Linked DNA regions of Homo sapiens: region 1 is linked to region 2. The links are chromatin loops, found by intact Hi-C in ENCODE. Cell type or tissue: HepG2. All regions are shown on one strand. Each heading gives the region's core, and the rest is flanking DNA. Links, peaks and the distances in the headings are about the cores only. Region 1 has its middle 150 kb from the start of LAMA2. Region 2 holds the start of LOC124901399 (a long non-coding RNA gene).

Region 1 (2,925 bases), core at 129-2,628, 1.3 Mb after region 2:
GAAATGTTATTTCAAAAAACAATGTAAACCCATGTGAAATCCAAGTGACAAACTCAAAACATGTTTTCACATCTATGTCAGAGCTGGTGAATTCTTATTTTTCACACTTGATGCTTTTGCTCGCCCACTAATATTTCTCCGATTTGAGCTAGCTTCCCGGGACTTCTCATCCTCAGAAGAGTTGCTCCTTGCCCACTTTGTCAGTGTGATTGTCTCAGTGCTTTCAGTCTCTGTGAGTAAAATAATCAAAATGAAAATATAAAAATACGTATTTTTTCTAGTCTTTGAGCAGCAAAGATCTTTCTTACCATGAAAAATTCACAGGAGCCATAAGGAAAGAGTCAGATTTGGCCGCGTAGACATTTAAACAAAATTCGTAATAGACAATGAGATGAGACAAATGTTTGTAGTATTTACTGACATAATACAAATATTTTTGAAAAATTGGAATAATTCAATGAAAATGAGAAAAAGACAGTATATAAACAATTGTTAGGATATACTAATGGTAGAAAATATACAAAAGCTAAACTTCACAATAAGTAGATGCTAAGAAAAATGAGATACCCTCTTATTTGCTCTTTAGACTAGTGACGATCAGAAGATCTGATAACCACCAGTATGACAAGTTTGAAATGAACCAGCAATTTTTAATACACTGTTGATAGGAGGCTAAATTGGTGCAAAATTTCTGGAGGATTAGGCAATATAGTTTCATTCATTCATTCACTCAAAAATATTCTGTGTCTGCAATGTGCCAAGTATTATACTATTCTAGGCACTGGAGTTAAAACACGGAACATGATTGACAAAAGTCTCTGGCCTCATGGGATTTCATTGTATTAAAACTTAGTGTGCAAACCCTTTGACCCAATAATAGCACTTCTAGAAATTTATCTTACAGAATAGCTTGCAAAAGTGCACGGAGGTTTAGGTAAAATGATATTCATTGTAGCACTGTTAATCGTGTGAAAAATTAGGAACAAGCTAAAGTTCATCAATACAGGACTGATTGAATAAATTATGGTACTCATTGTGTAAAAAAGTTTCTGCAGCTATTAAAAATAGCTTAGGTAGATTTAGGTATATGGGTTTAGGCATAAAAATATTTACCTCTATAGACATATTACACTAAAGAAAATCTGGCAAAAAATCTGACCACAAATAGTTTCCTCTAGAGGTAAAATTATGGCAGACTTTCATTTCTTTGTGCATTTTAGAGTGGTATAATCCTGTTTTCCAAAGGCCTTGTGTTGTTTGTACAATTAAAATTTTAAAAATTACAATCTTATTTCTATTAATAAAAAATGCAAATTAAAACAACATAAGATATCATTGTTGTCTCTCAAATTGGTTTAAAAAAGAAGAAAAAAAATAACAGTGTTGGCAAAGATGTAGAGAAATAGACATCAATATATGGATGTTTTATTGACACCAGTTTTCTAGAGGACAGTAATTTAGCAGGGGCTAGCTCATGGCATTAGGCAATACTGCTCCCTAGAGGTCACTATCATTCTCTGGTCACACAAACTTTCAGACATCCCAGGGACTTAAAAATAGATGCCCAGCTAGGATTCTAGGCTTAAAGGTCTATGCATGGGGATGTTGCTTGACCATCCAGTAAACCAGCAAGCGGTTCATCTTCAATCCTGCCTTTGTCAACTGAGAAAGAAGTCAGTGAAATGAAAGGAGAGATGTGTTTCATCAGAGACCCAATGCTTGTGAAAGAGCAAGGTCTTGGAAAAGGAAGAGGTTTCTTAATGGCTAACAAATGAAAGAAAGCACCAGTATTCAGAGTTCCAGAAGAAGGCAGGGCCTGGTTCTGTGGGAAAGAGCAGGAAGACTGCAAGATCAGGGTATAATTCAGCAGGGGGACTACAGAACTGTTCATATCTCCCCGTACTCCTCTAGCCCAGTACTTACATGAGAAACAGTTAGGAGAGTAACACTAGAAAACAGCAAACTCCTACATTTGTATTATCACACTGCAGTACACTCATTTGGATTTACCAGCAGGGAGGCCAGTGATAAAGATACACATACCAAGGCCAAAAAGCATATCTGTCCACCTAACAATTTCACTGCTGGGAATTTGTCCTAAGGAAAAATACTTGGCATGACCACAGGTTTATGCACAAGAATGGTTATTGCAAATAGCAGAAATAATCTAAAGTCCAATCATAAGGGATTACTGAAATATATTTATACCATTATCATGTGATTGCATGCAAGGGAGCCTTAAAAATAATCTTGAACAATACTTATTGTCAAGGGAAAATGTTACAACATTTTAAGTAAAAAAAAAGAGACTGCAAAACATGTATCTCCAATGTTGTAAGAATCTAAAATAGAGGAATATATTCATATGATTAAGAGTATATGTACCAGAATGTTAACAGTGGTTATTCTGGATAGATGGGATTTATTTTTATGAGTGATATTTTCTTCTTTATTCTGTTGTTCACTTCTAAAAAAAAATTTATTTTTGAGAAGACTTGCTCTGTCACCCAGGATGGAGTGCGGTGGCAGGATCTCAGGTCACTACAACCTCTCCCTCCTCAGTTCAAGCGTTTCTCCTGACTCAGGCTCCTGAGTAGCTGGGATTACTGGCACCCACCACCACACTGGCTAATTTTTGTATTTTTAGTAGAGACGGGATTTCACCATGTTGGCCAGGCTTGTCTCGAACTTCTGACCTCAGGTGATCCACCCACCTCAGCCTCCCAAAGTGCTGGGATTACAGACGTGAGCCACTGCACCCGGCCCACTTCTAAAAATGTTTAATAAACATATATTCCTTTTATAGTTAGAAAATATTTAATCCAGAGAAGTATCCCTGCTTGAATTTTAGGTATAATTCAGATTCTTCCTCTTATGTAATTGTTCTCAGAATAGTTATTTACTGGCTTAATTTTAGAGTCAGTG
Region 2 (2,925 bases), core at 172-2,671:
ATTTAACAATAAAAGGGGTACTGTGTTTCTATTTTCATTGGAAAGAAGATAGAAAAGATTGAAAAAGAGAACAACTTTTAAAAAAACTAAACTTGTTCTTTTTTGTTTGTTTTAGTTTAGTTTTGTTTTTGAGATGGTCTTGTTCTGTTACCCAGGCTGGAGTGCAGTGGTGTGATCATGGCTCACTACAACCTCAACCTCTGGGGCTCAAGCAGTCTTCCAGCCTCAGACTCCTGAGTAGGGGACCACAGGCACTTGCCACCATGCCCAGGTAATTTTTTAATTTTATTTATTTTTTTTTTTTGAGATAAGGTCTTGCTATGTTGCTCAGGCTGGTTTTGAACTTCTGAGCTCAAATGATCCTCCCTCCTTTGCCTCCCAAAGTGCTGAGATTATAGGCCTGAAACACTGTGCCCCGCCTAAACTCATTCTTCTGCATGTTAAAGTTCAAAGGCTACTATAAAGGACGTATTTTAAGAAATCCTTCCTTCTTGAATAATGTCTGCCCCTTGCAATTTTCAAAGTACTTTAAGATCATGAGATCTCAGTTGTTTAGCAGAACTCTTAAATCTTAAATTATCTTCAATTCCTAAGGTCTTGGGTACTTCAATTAACATTCCATTTAACAAATATTTGTGAATACCAATTCTGTGCCAGGTTAGACCAAGAGGACTCAAAGAAGAGGAAGAAATCCTTGTCTTCAACAGGTCTGGTCAGCTCTGAAGATTCCCTGAAATGTGACATGTAGCGTGACTGTTTGCATTCTGAGTAGCCCACTACACTGGTATAAATTCACAAATTTGGAGAGTCTCTCCTAGGAGTACCCACAGCATTCCACCAAGGAGATCACGGTTTAGTGTTACTCTCACTCAGTCCTAGCTGCATACTATAATCACACAGAGAATGAAAAAGAAAAATAGTAATGCTGGAACTCTCCCCAGACTTCTGACTCAGACCATCCAGTGGTGAGGTCCTGGCTTCAGACTTTTGATAAAGTTCCACAGCTGATTCTGTCAAATTTGGTCCTGTGTTATTTGAGTTCTAGAATGGCAATTTCAACTGTGTGTTAATAAATATAATTTTGATCCTCCTAAAATACTGTTTTGGAGTATAAAATTATGAGGATCACACACAGAATATTTACTATCCATGTACATGTTTGGATTATTACTTGCCAGCTAATGTAATATTTTTCCAGTGGGGGATGTTTATCCTTAGAATCATGGGAAACTGGCTGTCTCTTCTATTCTGAAGGCTGAGGACACGTCAACAGGTTTTTTAGCCAAGCACATCCGTCATGGGGCTTATGCGCAGGCATTTCCAGATGACAGAAATATTCAAAAGACACGTTTGAATGATCTGTTCTTTTTAGGTAGTGGTCCAAATTCTGAACCAAACAGTAACATATTTGAGAAATGTGGGCTATTTTAAAACTAGAAACAGACCTTGCTCACATTTTTCAAACTTGTTTTTAGCATCTCATTGTATTATTTACAGATTCTTGACTTGGAGGATACTGATAATGATGACAATAAAATCAAAAATAATAAAAAGGACTGTTTGAGGGCTACCTTTTCTTTAGTGACCAGCAGAGTCCTGGGAATGCTTGTCCACCACAAGAGGGCCACCCTGAGCCACTTACTTCTCTCTGCTAGGATGTTTCAGCAGTAAAGCATGGCTCAGGCTTGGTGAGTGCAATTTGAAGGACACAGGAACTAATCCATATTGCCCCAGGGAGTAACTAATCCACCTATATCTTCTACGAGAAATGTTAGATTTATCACTACCGGGTGGCAGCATTCTATTTCCAATAATTGCCTAGTAAAATACCACTGGTAGAGGAAATAACTATTGGCTACTCACCACTTCGGCACAGAAAAGAAGAGGTAGCACATACTAAGGACTAGAAGGAACAGATCAATATGGGTAGGCTTTGATTAGAGGTCAGGAAAGCCATCTGTTTCATTCACAGGGCATGGAGTGGGGAAACAGGTGGAAGATCTGAATGGGGAACTGCATAGGTGGGTGTTAGATTTTGAGCCCCTGGAGTTCAGGTCAAAAGGAATATGGCATCATGATATGAGAGGGATACAGTAAAGGATCTGGAGGTAAAGTTACAGAACGGGAGGCCTAAAGTCACACTTCAGTGTAGCTCCTAGGCCCACTCTGCAGAATCAGCCAGACCCATTTTCAGGGTCTTCTGCAGAACCATGCAGACCCATTTTCCATGGCCAAGGTCCCTCAGTAAGTCCATATTAGCCTATAAGCACAATACCTTGATGGGTAATTTGCCCATGAACATCTCAAAAATTCATAAAGGAAAAGGGGTTAGGAAGAGAGAGTTACAAAATGGTGGTATCATGTAGGGCAAAAGCTATTTCAAGTGCAGGAAGGAAACAGTAGGTATTTAGTACATCCTCAAAAGCAGCTGTGTCTGACCCTTCCACTGTATTCTGATGTTGTTGACGCTATCAATATATATTGCAAAATAAGATTTCTGCAACCTTATTCTTTTTTTTTTTTTTTGAGACAGAGTTTCACTCTTGTCACCCAGGCTGGAGTGCGATGTCACGATCTCAGCTCACTGCAACCTCTGCCTCCCGGGTTCAAGCAATTCTCTTGCTTCAGCCTCCCAAATAGCTGGGATTACAGGCACCCGCCACCAGGCCCAGCTGATTTCTGTATTTTTAGTAGAGACGGGGTTTTGCCATGTTGGCCAGGCTGGTCTCGAACTCCTGACCTCAGGTGATCCACTCAACTCGGCGTCTCAAAGTGCTGGGATTACAGACGTGAGCCACCGTGCCCAGCCAACCTCACTCTTTCTTTATCCAACTCTTTTTAATCCACACTACTATTTTGAATCCAGTCACTTTCTACAAATATCAGGTATCTTCAAACAAATAGCTGCATCTGAATCAATTACAT

What was found. Hi-C counts contacts between places; a loop is a spot of excess contacts. Peaks named below come from ENCODE experiments on the same cell type or tissue, not always from the same donor. Only the 100,000 strongest peaks of a DNase experiment are listed, where the experiment ranks them.
Region 1: a loop joins it to region 2, with 5 times the contacts of the local background. A loop is called at or near these places in 4 of 110 quality-filtered maps.

The regions. Positions count from the first base shown.
Region 1 is chr6:128,729,850-128,732,774 of GRCh38, forward strand. No RefSeq gene overlaps it. Among named protein-coding and RNA genes, the nearest start is that of LAMA2, 150 kb to the right of the region's middle. In HepG2, for the core only: a CTCF peak has its summit at 1,487 (motif pointing left); a DNase peak (open chromatin) is centred at 1,502.
Region 2 is chr6:127,463,439-127,466,363 of GRCh38, forward strand. The region is part of intron 7 of SOGA3-KIAA0408 (SOGA3-KIAA0408 readthrough); the gene reads right to left. It overlaps LOC124901399 (a long non-coding RNA gene), which reads left to right and starts at 156. Exons shown (of 2, transcript XR_007059750.1): 1 at 156-271; 2 at 658-1,096. RefSeq lists a silencer at 1,506-1,800. In HepG2, for the core only: a CTCF peak has its summit at 1,623 (motif pointing right); a DNase peak (open chromatin) is centred at 1,633.